2 separate regions of the Homo sapiens genome follow, and region 1 is linked to region 2. Evidence: read pairs that join two places in POLR2A ChIA-PET (ENCODE). Cell type or tissue: PC-9. All regions are shown on one strand. Links, peaks and the distances in the headings refer to the core of each region. The heading gives the core; the rest is flanking DNA. Region 1 overlaps TRIT1 (tRNA isopentenyltransferase 1). Region 2 overlaps LOC105378669 (a long non-coding RNA gene).

Region 1 (6,371 bases), core at 649-5,648, 180 kb after region 2:
TAGTAGAAAAGAGGTGGTCTGTCTCTATGCCTGCAGATTGGCTGGCAAGGAGAAATGTGTAAATGATTATTTACCTGGATATTGAAAGTCTTTTAAAAAAAGTTATTTTCGGCCAGGCACGATGGCTATCGCCTGTAACCTCAGCACTTTGGGATGCTGCAGTGGATGGATTGCTTGAGCTCAGGAGTTCAAGATCAGCCTGGGCAAGTAACATCGTGAAACCTTACCTCTACAAAAAATACAAAAATTAGCCAGATGTGGTGGCATGTGCTTGTAGTCCCAGCTACTTGGTGGCGGGAGCTGAGGTGGGAGGATGACTCGAGCCCTGGGAGGTTGAGGCTGCAGTGAACTGTTTTCGCGCCACTACACTCCAGTCTTGGTGACAGAGTGAGACCCTGTCTCAAAAAAAAAAATTATTCTCAGGAGCAAAGGCCGCCTTAAAGCAGATAATTATCTGTTCAACGGAGATTCTAAAGAGAAAAATTTAAAGTAGCAGAGATGAAAAAACAATAGTGGCTATAGTAAATTGAGTGCTTACTATTTTTTAGGCATTGTGATAGGGGATTTCTATGAATTGTCACATTTAAGGCTCATGGGGATTTTTACAGGTGAGAAAACTGAAACTCAGACAGGCTGAGTAATTGTCCAAGAGCTGAACCTGGAAATTGAAGTCTATTTATCTTCAGAACCTGTGCATCTCACTTAATTTGGTCAAGCCTCAAGTGGCAAAATGTGATAGTCTCTCCATGATGGTAGAGACTGACTAAGTCTAAGAACCTTAGAGAAACCAGCTTGTGTTTTGCCTTAGAAGGCAAAGTCATGCAATGGATGTCACCTTGATGGCCTCCTGAGCAGCTGACACTTGGTTCTGTGAGAGTCCTTGGGCTTGTGCTTATTGAACTGATTTGGAATACTAATAAAACTTTGACTTTTAGCAGCAAGACCTAGAAAGTTCTAGAACTGGAAGGAATTACCACTATGCATTTGTCTCTGGTTTCTGCAAGTCCCTCCAGAACTGATTGGACATGATTCTGGAAATTTGTTGGAAACACTGAGGGCTGGTATCAACGCATTTTGGTTCCCACCCTTTCTCCTCTGCTCTGCAGATAAATGAATGTGGTTTCTTGCTAATGGTGTCCTTCCAAAGTGAGTCAGGATTCTCTTGATATCGTGATATCTTTCTTAATGTTCACATTGAAGATATATTTGCCCGAGACAAAATTCCTATTGTTGTGGGAGGAACCAATTATTACATTGAATCTCTGCTCTGGAAAGTTCTTGTCAATACCAAGGTAAGTTTAGTTCACTCGTAACTCACTGAGGAAATGGATTGCTCTTTCTTGCTGTCTAATTTCAGTGGGAGAAAGGTTGACTCTTGCCTATTTCTTATACCCAGCAACTATAATTTTCCTACTTAATATTCTCAAGCAAATGCCACCTCCATGTGTGAAGTGTGTTCCTCCAGGCTGGTCTATGGGAAGGGGCTCTGTGTGGGAAAAATGTTGCTGTGTGGATTAATTAGCATCTCCATATAAATTAACAGTTCATTAGGCCAGGCGTGGTGGCTCACACCTGTAATCCCAGCACTTTGGGAGGCCAAGGTGGGTGGCTCACCTGAGGTCAGGAGTTCGAGACCAGCCTGGCCAACATGGTGAAACCCCATCTCTACTAAACCCCGTCTCTACTAAAAATACAAAAATTAGCCAGGCATGGTGGCACGCACCTGTAATCCCAGCTACTAGGGAGGCTGAGGTGGGAGGATCACTTGAGGCTTGAGGCGGAGGTTGCAGTGAGCTGAGATTGCGCCACTGTACTCCAGCCTGGGCAACAGAGCGAGACCCTGTCTCAAAAAAAAAAACAGATGCGATTCAAGAAAAAAATATGTATAATTCTTTAGAAAAATTATATTAAAAAAAACCCAGTACGTTAGCCATTAGCCTGATTCAGTATTTCCTGGCTGGCAGCACAGTATGTATATTAGGGAGATGTCCAACACTGACCTTATTTACGTAGGTGCTACTATGTAGGGTAAGACTGTGTAAACTGTAATTCACTGGCAATCCTGGTCTCCTTGTTCACCCTTGCTGAGAAGACTAGACTCCTGGATATGCTAAAATAGACATATTAGCCCTGGTACCTGTTTGAACTTCTGACAGGGAAGCAAATAGCCAGGTGTTTCCCTATGCTGTAAGTCTTCTGTCTTTTTTGTTTGCTGTGGCCTCATAGCACTTACCACAGCATATTGGAATTTTCTGTTTATGATCTCTCACTATATGGCAAGATCTTCTGATTATTCTGTATTCCTGACAGTTAGCAAAGTGCCTGGCACATACACTGTCTCAGTGTTGGTTGAATTAAATATACTTCTAAACCATCATTTAATAGCCCCAGGAGATGGGCACTGAGAAAGTGATTGACCGAAAAGTGGAGCTTGAAAAGGAGGATGGTCTTGTACTTCACAAACGCCTAAGCCAGGTGGACCCAGAAATGGCTGCCAAGCTGCATCCACATGACAAACGCAAAGTGGCCAGGTAAGAAAGCCTGGCGCGCTGACCCCAAATTCCTTTACAACTAGAGAGCAGTCAGTTCTTCAGTTTGCCCAGATGATGAGAGAGATTTGGTAATAGCAGTTAGTGGAGATTGATGTGTTGTTCTAGCTCAGCAGGTTGGGAGGCCCTGAGTTATTGCTTCAGTTCAACTCCCTCAATAAATAATTGCAGCCTACTTTGTTACATTTTAAATGCATAGTACAATATCGTTTTCCCCTAGGGCCTATATAATGTTGCTTCATTTTCTATTTGATCTTTGCTTGTATAACAGTTTTCATATACATTTTTTCTGGCATGCAGTTTGTTTACATTGTGATTTGGGTTTCATAACTGATTATGCAATGCCGTGTTCTGCCCCAGCAGCTTTCCCAGTGGGAGGTGGATTTTATTAACTGTCTCACAGATCAGCTCACCTTTGCACATGGAAACTATCTGGTAGGGAAGAGAGGTAGTGAATGAACTCACAAGGTCATGTTTTTTTAGGTTGTTTTGGAATTGCAGCCTCATGTTAGGTTTATTTTTCTGCAGTATTAGGAGTGATACCACTTCCAGCATAGTAGAACATCTAATGAAGGACCTGTTCTATTGATGGTTATACAGATTAAATATTAAAGTAACATCTCATATTCATAGGGGTTGTGAAGTATTCCACTCAAATGAATTTGATATTTTTCCTCCTAATTTTACCCCCCTCAGTGAAACTTAATGTTAGAATATAGGATTTAAAACATTCATTATTATTATTACTTTTTTTTTTTTTTTTTAAGAGATAGAGTCTTACTTTGTTGCCCAGGCTGGAGTACAGTGGCACAATCATGGCTCACTGCAGCCTTGACCTCCTGGGCTCAGATGTCCTCCTGCCTCGGCCTCCTGAGTAGCTGGGACTACGGGTGTGCACTACTATACCTGGCTAGTTTTTTAAATTTTTAATTTTTTTTAGAGATGTTTTGCTGTGTTGCCCAGGCTGGTTCCAAACTCCTAGGCTCAAGCGATCCTCCTGCCTCAGCCTACCGAAGTGCTGGGATTATAGTCATGAGCCACAGTACTCAGCCAAGAAAAGGATTTCTTCAGGTAGGGTTGTCCTTTGCACGGCAGGGGGGTGGGGCACAAATTGTAATATCTAAGTTTTTTCACCCCCTTAAAGGCAATGTATAACCTCATTAAGAATGCATGTTTTAGATTAATGAAGTTTATACTTTTCAGTATCCAAACATTTTAAACACTTTAATAGAAAACATTCAATTTTTTTTAAACCTAGGAACATTATGATAAACATTCATTTTTATATTGTTTTATTACATGATTCTAGAGCTTGGTGTTTATTCTCTCCTTTTACTAATCAGTTCTTTCTTATCACTTCTCATTTTGCTGCGTCTAAACGAGTAATGAGTTTGAGAATTTTTTCTTAGTAAGAGTCAATAGGTTCTAAGCAAGAGCTCTAGAGTCTCATTTAGAGAATGAGGACTTTCTTTTTTTTTAATCTTTCTTTTGGCTTGAGGCTGTATTTTAACTCCAGATAAGTGAGATATCTATTACTACATTTTTTCTCATAGATCTTCTTTGAGAAACCAGTGATACTGAAAGACAAGGGGGTCTACACTCTTGCGTTAGGGTTTCAGGAAGTAGAATTGGGTCAGGAAGAGAAAGATCACTTTCAGGCTGATAAGTTGCAATCACCCAGAGTGGTAGAGTGTAGATTTGGGAGTTAAATTACCTAGTGCTGCATAACATAATAGATACGGACAGAAGTGGATGGTGGCTTAAGAATAAGTATGTGAGTTCTTTTCTCAGTGATCTTTGTGCCAGTAGAGCACTGGATTAGCCAGGAGCATTCTTCATTAATTTGACATATTTAAAAAGAAAGCTGATGAGCTGGATGTACAACATGCTTTTGTACTGTGGGAAAGGCACGCCAGCCAGACCAGACTTGTTGGCTTGTTACAAAGTGTCCCAAACAAGCTCTTTTACTGTTTATCTGAAAGTGAGTGAGTACCATTCTGTTTGTGTAGAAGAAACCTGTTGTTTCTGAACCTATTTAACTGATTTCAGAATAATTTATATATCTTTAGAAAAATAATATTATTTCTTACTTTACCTAAAGTTTTCTTTAGTACCCTTTTCTGAGTAGCTGTAGGACTGGAGTAACCCTAGACCTTCATGTCTTTTGGAACTTAATGCAGTGAAAATGAGAATAAGCCTTTCTGCATGCCCCCTTTTTGAAGAGACAGGGTCTGTTGCTGCTTAGGTTGGTCTTGAACTCCTGAGCTCAAGCAGTCCTCCCAGTTTGGCCTCCTGAGTAGCTGGGACTACAGATGTGCACACTGTCGTGACTGGCTTTCAAGAAAGAGGCTTTCTGTAATAAACAGCCTTTCTCCTTGTTTTACTTGAGAATGAATATTTTCTATTGGTTTTTATGGGTGTGCCCCCTCCCTCCCCTTTTAAATTACTTAGGAGCTTGCAAGTTTTTGAAGAAACAGGAATCTCTCATAGTGAATTTCTCCATCGTCAACATACGGAAGAAGGTGGTGGTCCCCTTGGAGGTCCTCTGAAGTTCTCTAACCCTTGCATCCTTTGGCTTCATGCTGACCAGGCAGGTAACAGCCCTTTGATGCCCTAGAGTCCATCTGTGATGGAACTTGGAGTAATAAGTTACTGTATAGAAAATGCTGAGAACCATGGGTGGCTCATAATAAACACTAAACAAGTATTAGCTATTAATTTTATTATCATTATCATTATTTGTTGGCTTAGGCACAGTGCCATTCCCCTAGATATCTGTTTGGAAAGGGAGAAAGGATAGCCCTGGCATTAGGAGAAGACATCACAGGTAGAGTGGGATGGGATGGACGGAATGGGAAAGAGACTGCCATCCAGGGAAGGTCCAAAGGAGAAAAAGAAGGCAGTCTCTTGTGGAAGGTTGGCTGGAGGCTAGAATGTTCTAGAAGCAGTATGCCTTATAATTAGCTTGCTAGCCTGATGGTATTTTGTTGCTAAAGTATAATTATGTCCGTGATAGTAGTAACTTATTCATCCAGCAAACATTCAGTAAGCATTCAATGAAGTGCTGGGTATTCTGTGTGGTACTTCGGTTTCAGAGTTGAAGAGACAGTGCCTTTCCTTAAGGAATTCCCAGTCTAGTGGGACAACAGACAAGGAGATAGATACTATCTGTCTGTCTATTATTTATGTGATAAATGCTGGGCTAGATATATTTTCAGAGTGCTGTAGGGCCACAGAGAAGGGATGACGAATATTATCTTGGGGGGAGTCAGAGACCAGTTTGCAAAGGTAGCCTATGATAGGCCTGGAAAGATGACATCATTATGTGGACAAACAGTAGAGTGTAGCACTGAAGAGCACAGGCTCTTGAGGCAGACTGTCTAATAGCAAATTCCTGCTCCACTAGCTTCTAGTTATGTGAATTGTTAAGACAAATTAGTTTACCTTTCTGTTTCCCAATTCTCCTGTAAAATAGAGATAATAGTAATAACACATATTTCCTAGCTTCATCAAGGATTAGATGAATTAATACATATATAGTGCTCAGAATGTGCCTGACACATGACGGGTCCTCAATAAATGCAAACTTTCTAGGAAGGTTACTGTTGCTGTAGGCCAATAAATCACAATGATAGAGATGTAGAAGAACATAATTAAAATGGTGACAATCTGTTGTTAAATTAATCTGCCATAAATTGATAAAAAAGGTAATTTTTCAATAATGAAATTTTATAAACAAAAACTTTTACTCTACAGGCAGCATAAAATAATGGTATCTGATTCATAGTAAAGCTGTTTGTCACATCTGAACAATTACGACCT
Region 2 (6,371 bases), core at 957-5,956:
CCCACAGTTCCTGCTTCTTTGTATTGCTAACTTTTTTTTTCTTTTTTTTTTTTTGAGACAGAGTCCTGCTCTATCACCCAGACTGGAGTGCAGTGGCATGATCTCAGCTCACTGCAACCTCCACCTCCCAGGTTCAAGCGATTCTCCTGCCCCAGCCTCCAGAGTAGCTGGGATTATAGGCACACACCACCATGCCAGGCTAATTTTTGTATTTTTAGTGAAGGGGGGTTTCACAACATTGGTCAGGCTGGTCTCAAACTCCTGACCATGTGATCTGCCCGCCTGAGCCTCCCAAAGTGCTGGGATTACAGGTGTGAGCCACCGTACCCGGCCTTCTTTTTTTTTTTTTTTTTTAAGACAGAATCTTGCTCTTAGCCAGGCTGGAGTGCAGTGGTATAATCATAACTCACTGCAGCCTTTAACTCCTGGATTCAAGTGATCCTCCCACCTCAGCCTCCGGAGGAGTACCTGGGACTACAGGCACATGCCACCATGACTAGCTACTTTTTGTATTTTTTGTAGAGCTGGAATCTTGCTATGTTGCCCAGGCTGGTCAGGAACTCCCGGCCTCAAGCAATCCTCCTGCCTTGGCCTCCCAAAGTGCTGGGATTACAGGCATGAGCCACTGCACCTGGCCTGTATTGCGACCTTTGGACTCAAAGTTAGGCCAGGTGTGGTGGCTCATGCCTGTATTCCCAGCATTCTGGGAGGCTGGGGTGGTAGGAACACTTGAGCCCAAGAGTTCAAGACCAGCCTAAGCAACATAGTGAGACCTCATCTCAAGGAAAAAAATTTTAAATAAAAAAACCCACAAAAGCAAAATTGGGCCTGTGCCCTTGGCTGTAAATGAGACCAAATAAATCAGTTACGAATGTGAATGCTTTTGCCCACAGATAACAGAAAACTTGACTGTAGTCACCTTTTTAAAGTCAGTTTTTCTCACATACAAGAAAAATGAAGGTAGGCAGTTTTACTGGCTCAGTAATGTCAGAGCTGATATTTCTGCAATTCACTTCACCTTACCCTTGTGGTTGCAAGTTGGCTGTTGCAGCCCTAGTGCCATCAAATCAGGTTTAAGGGACAAGGAAAGAGGAAGGGGAATGTGCAGCGTTTGAAATGGGAAAGCTGACATTTTCTAAGGAACCCACAAAGCATACCCTGCTTCCTGTCTCATAGCCAGATCTAACAGCAAATACTTCAGCTTGTTTGCCCCTGAGAGGAACACAGATGCATTTCACGGTGTTTTTGAGGGCCCCTAGAGGGCCTAAGCCCAGTTATCCATAGCAGTAACCACTCATTAACAAACCCAAGTTAGCTTTTCTCCTTTCCCTAACTTACTTGTGTTAGGGAATCCAAATTAAAGAGAATGGAATTGGCTGAGTCTGCTACACGCGGAAAGTGACAGTGAGCACTGCCAGCTTTGATAGTGTAAGGTGCGTGCTCACTGTCTTGTCTCTCTGTCTCTTATGTTTGGGATATTGTCCAAACATACAAAGGGGTTACAGATTCTGAGTGTACAATAAGAATGATAGGTGTCCACTATAATAAACACTTGTGACTGCCTGACATCGAAATACACCCTTCTTTCTCTACTTACACTTCAAAAAACAAAACAAAACTCCAAACTGAAACAACCCTCCCTTTTATAACCTAAATTGTACTCACTATACTCACCTTCTACCCCCCAAAAAGAAATTATCTCAAATCCTCATCAGTAACTTCATCCAGCAACAAGTCCAGGATCTCTGAATCATGTTCATTCTTTCTCCAGTTCATAATAATCCTGCCTCAATAGTCTGTATGGACTGAACTTTATTTATTTATTTATTTATTTATTTATTGAGATGGAGTCTCACTCTGTCACACAGGCTGGAGTGCTAAGGCTTGATTTCACCTCACTGTAACCTCTGCCTCCCAGCTTCAAGCGATTCTCCTGCCTCAGCCTCCCGAGTAGCTGGAATTACAGGCGTGTGCCACCATGTGGACTGAACTTTAAAGTTAACCACTATAACGTGCCACACCCTATATATATTCATGGGAGAAAGGGAAATGAAAGGAGAAGAAAATTCAATACAACATGTAGATACTTAACTGGCTTGGCGAAAAACTTTCTGTAACTGATCACAAAGCCTTAGTTATCTTTGACTTCATATATCCACTACCCATTCTATATCTTCTTTGTCTTCAGCCAGCACCTCAGTTCACTAGTGTCATAGAGATGGAAAGAGAAAGAGGCATGAAGAAGGCATGCCACTGTCCTAAACATCCTGATCTAGAAGTGGGAAATATTAATTTCACTTACATTTCATTGACTAGAACTTAATCATATAGCTTCTGTTTGGGGCTATAACTGAGTTTCCTATAGGTGACCAAACCCTCTTTCTTGTGGGATTGGAGACCTTGGTGGTCCATCCTGTATAATGTTTTCACAATTTTCCATTAATTTTTAGCACCGGATTTAGAAGAAGTAGGAGGTACCCCTAGTATTCTTTGGGTTATATGCATAATCCTACAAGCTATTGTATAGTGACATTTCTCTTTTACCTTGAAAATAGACCCATTTACCTGAGCTAACCATCATAACCGGTGCAGGTTAAGTTTAACATCAGGCTGTCCATGGGAGATAGCCCTGATTTGTAGCAATTGGCAACTTTTGTGGTGTAAATACTCTCACTACAATCAATTGCAAGCTACCAAGGTTATGTCACTGAATGTAGAGTTGAGAAAAATGCACTGTGGTATGCAGAACTATTGTGCTCCAAAGGTGTGCACATCCTAATCTTTGGGACCTGTGACTATCTTACCATAAATGGGAAAGGGGACTTTGCAATGTGGTTAAATTAAGAATCTTGAGATGAGGAGATTATCCTAGATTATCCAGGTAGGCCCATCCAGGTAGGCCCAATGTAATCACATGGATCCTTGTAAGGGAAAGAGGGAAACAGGAAAGTCAGAGTCAAGAAGCTCAGAAGTCAGACAAAGCTCAGAAGTCAGACGAAGCTCAGAAGAAGCAATATTACAATGAAAGCAGAGGTCACAGTGATGTGACCAAGGCCACATTTTCCCCTAGAGCCTCCAGAAGGAGCACTGTTGAGCTGTGGCGTGGGGGCAATGGTATTAAAAGGATAATGGTATCGGCTGGATTTGTTAATGGCTTCTGAAGTCTTGAAAAAAGAAGTAAGATCTGGCTGGGACAGGTGGCTCACTCCTGTAAACCTAGCACTTTGGGAGCCCGAGGTGGGTGGATAACCTGAGGTCTGGAGTTTGAGACCAGCCAGGCCAACATGGCAAAACCCCATCTCTACTAAAAATACAAAAATTAGCTGGGCATGGTAGCACATGCCTGTAATCCCAGCTACTTGGGAGGCTGAGGCAGGAGAATCTCTTGAACCCAGGAGGCAGAGGTTGCAGTGAGCCGAGATCACACTACAGCACCCCAGCCTGGGTGACATAGTGAGACCCCCATCTCAAAAAAAAAAGAAGTAAGATCATGTTAATTATCAACTCCAGTATGGAAGTCAACTCTGGCTGGAGTGATACACTGCACAATTATATATTTATTTGCTTCTCCTTCATCAGCCACTTCTTTCTGTCGCTTTCCCTGACTTCTCTGCTGCATATGCCAGTTCCTAAAAGTCCAGTCTTAGTTATTATCTTTATTCCAATGCCTCTCTGGTATGTCTGCTATCCTTTTATGTAGCTTTAGTTTCTAGAACATCTTGCTTCAACTCCGCTCAATAACATTGGACAATGTGCCAGTGAGTCACCACAAGATGGCAGCCTTGCTAATTTTGGCTGCACTGAATTCAGTTATTCATTCCTTCAAGTTGGACGGATAGGGGAGGTTCTGAATAAGACTTTAATCTTACTTATTTAACATTTCTTGAGAGCTTGCTCAATAATGGGTCTTTTAACATATTAGTGTTTTGTCTTTTAATGGTGAAAGCTAGGATTATCCCCTTTGCAGATTAGAAAACTGAAGTTGAAAATGATTAACTTGTTCAAAGTCAGGACCTAGATTTGAAACCAGAGTTTTCTGAGTCCAGAGCCAGTGTTCTTTCTATTACATAACTGAATCATAAGCTGCAACAGTATTGTTTAAGGTTTTTTTTTTAAATTATAAGTAACAAGCTGGGCATGGTGGCTCATGCCTGTAATCCCAGCACATTGGGAGGCTGAGGCTGGCGGATCACTTGAGGTCAGGAGTTCGAGACCAGCCTGGCCATCAAGGTGAAACCCTGTCTCTACCAAAAGATACAAAAAATTAGCCAGGCATGGTGGCTTGCACCTGTAGTCCCAGCTACTCGGGAGGCTGAGGTGGGAGGGGAATTGTTTGAACCCGGGAGGTGGAGGTTGAAGTGCAGTAAGCCAAGATCATGCCACTGCACTCCAGCCTGGGTGACAGAGTGAGACCCTGTCTCAAAAACAAAACAAAACAAAATAAAATTACAAGTAACAGAAAACCAACTTGAGCCAGTTTAACAGCAACAACACAACAAAGTATTTGCAGTACCTCATGGAAACTTGGGATAGAAATGATGCCCTGGCTTTAAAAGAGAGAACAGAGATAGGGATTGGAAAGCCTTCAAGGTGTGGGGGAAGAAAGAAAGAAAAATGGGGAAAGGAAAGGGAAAGGAAAAGCTGGGGAGGCCCAAGAGATTAAGTTCTGTCCCATCCCCCATTTAACTAGACTGGCTTCATTTTAATGCATTTTACGTATCAGGGCCCCATGCAATGTATTTACTTGAAAATTAAGGATTCACTACATTATTATTATTATTGAGACAGAGTCTTGCTCTTTCACCCAGGCTGGAGTGCAGTGGTGCTATCTTGGCTCACTACAACCTCCATCTCCCAGGTTTAAACGATTCTCCTGCCTCAGCTTCCCAAGCAGCTGGGATTACAGGCACATGCCACCATGCCTGGCGAATTTTTGTATGTTTTATAGAGATGGGGTTTCACCATGTTGGCCAGGCTGCTCTCGAACTCTTGGCCTCAAGCGAGCCATTCGCCTCAGCCTCCCAAAGTGCTGGGATTACAGGTGTGAGCCACCATGCCCAGCCCTAGGGATTTTTTTTCTAATTGTTCACTCTAATAAGTAAAATTATAATGAATATGTTATCATGTTGCCATAGGCAGTACATGAAATCATAAAGTAATTCCATTTCCCCTGACTCTTACAAGTTTTCTTAGGGGAGCATGGGGGTGGGTGTAGTCACAGACAGTTCTGGCCTGTGGCCAAAGTCCAGTGCTACTTAAGTCTTCCCTCGCTGTGCCCTAAGACCGCAAATATTTAGTAAGCATCTAACTGCATGCCAGGCACTGCTGAAAACTGTGGATACAATGGTGAATAAAACAGGCACAGTCTGTCATCTTGGAGCTAACAATCTAGTGACAAAGACAGACACCAAACAGATACTGTACTAAATAATTACAAGAATCATAAGCAAAGTGCTGCCAAACAGAAGTTCAGAAGTATAAGGAAACACATAACAGGGCGAGCTGATTTAATCTGGAAGGATTAGGGCAGGATGCCCTGAGGAAATGCTATTTAATATGAGATCTGATGGATGAGTATGAATTAGCCAGACAACAGAATAGAGCAGAGAGGAAAAGTATGAAGTCCCAAAGGTGAGAGACAGCATGGTAGGTTCAAGGAATTGAGAAAAGATTAGTGTGGTTGAGCACAGAGAATAAAAGGAAATGAGATGAGACTGAGGCAAAATAAATAGCAGGGTCCAGATCATGCACAACCTGTGTGTTATATTAAAGATTTTGAAATCTATTCCAAGGGAAGTCACTGAAGGACTTTAAACTGAGAACATGCACGGTCCTATTTGTGTTTGAACAAGAACATTCTAGCCATAGCATGAAGAAGGGCCAAAGTGAATGCAAGGAGGCCAGAGAAGTTAGCTGTTGAAGAAGTCCAGGCAAGAGATGATGATGGCTTGGACTGCAGTGGCAGCAGTAGGGATGAAAAGAAGTGGACAGATTTAGCCGGGCGCGGTGGCTCACGCCTGTAATCCCAGCACTTTGGGAGGCCAAGGTGGGCGGATCACCTGAGGTCGGGAGATCGAGACCAGCTTTATCCGCAAGGAGAAACCCTGTCTCTACTAAAAATACAAAAATTAGCTGGGCATGGTGGTGCATGCCTGTCATCCCAGCTACTCGGGAGGCTGAGGCAGGAGAATCGCTTGAACTTGGGAGGCAGAGGTTGTGGTGAGCCAAGATTGTCCATTGCACTCCAGCCTGGGCAACAAGAAAGAAACTCCGTCTCAAAAAAAAAAAGAAAGAAAAAAGAAAAAAGGAGTGGACAGATTTGAGAGTGAGTGATCTAGGAGGTGGAAATGACGGAAGCTAGTGACTGATCT

What was found. Peaks named below come from ENCODE experiments on the same cell type or tissue, not always from the same donor. Only the 100,000 strongest peaks of a DNase experiment are listed, where the experiment ranks them.
Region 1: POLR2A ChIA-PET joins it to region 2 with 11 read pairs; 4 of 35 experiments call an interaction of 5 or more read pairs at or near these places.

The regions. Positions count from the first base shown.
Region 1 is chr1:39,848,891-39,855,261 of GRCh38, reverse strand. TRIT1 (tRNA isopentenyltransferase 1) reads left to right here. Exons shown (of 11, transcript NM_017646.6): 3 at 1,194-1,292; 4 at 2,386-2,531; 5 at 5,001-5,143. Among named protein-coding and RNA genes, the nearest start is that of MYCL-AS1, 31 kb to the left of the region's middle. In PC-9, for the core only: no CTCF peak of the experiment used is centred there; DNase peaks (open chromatin) are centred at 2,191 and 2,741; H3K4me3 peaks cover 320 bases; H3K27ac peaks cover 1,994 bases.
Region 2 is chr1:40,029,875-40,036,245 of GRCh38, reverse strand. The region is part of intron 2 of LOC105378669 (a long non-coding RNA gene); the gene reads left to right. Among named protein-coding and RNA genes, the nearest start is that of CAP1, 7.7 kb to the left of the region's middle. In PC-9, for the core only: a CTCF peak has its summit at 3,761 (motif pointing right); a DNase peak (open chromatin) is centred at 5,365; H3K27ac peaks cover 666 bases.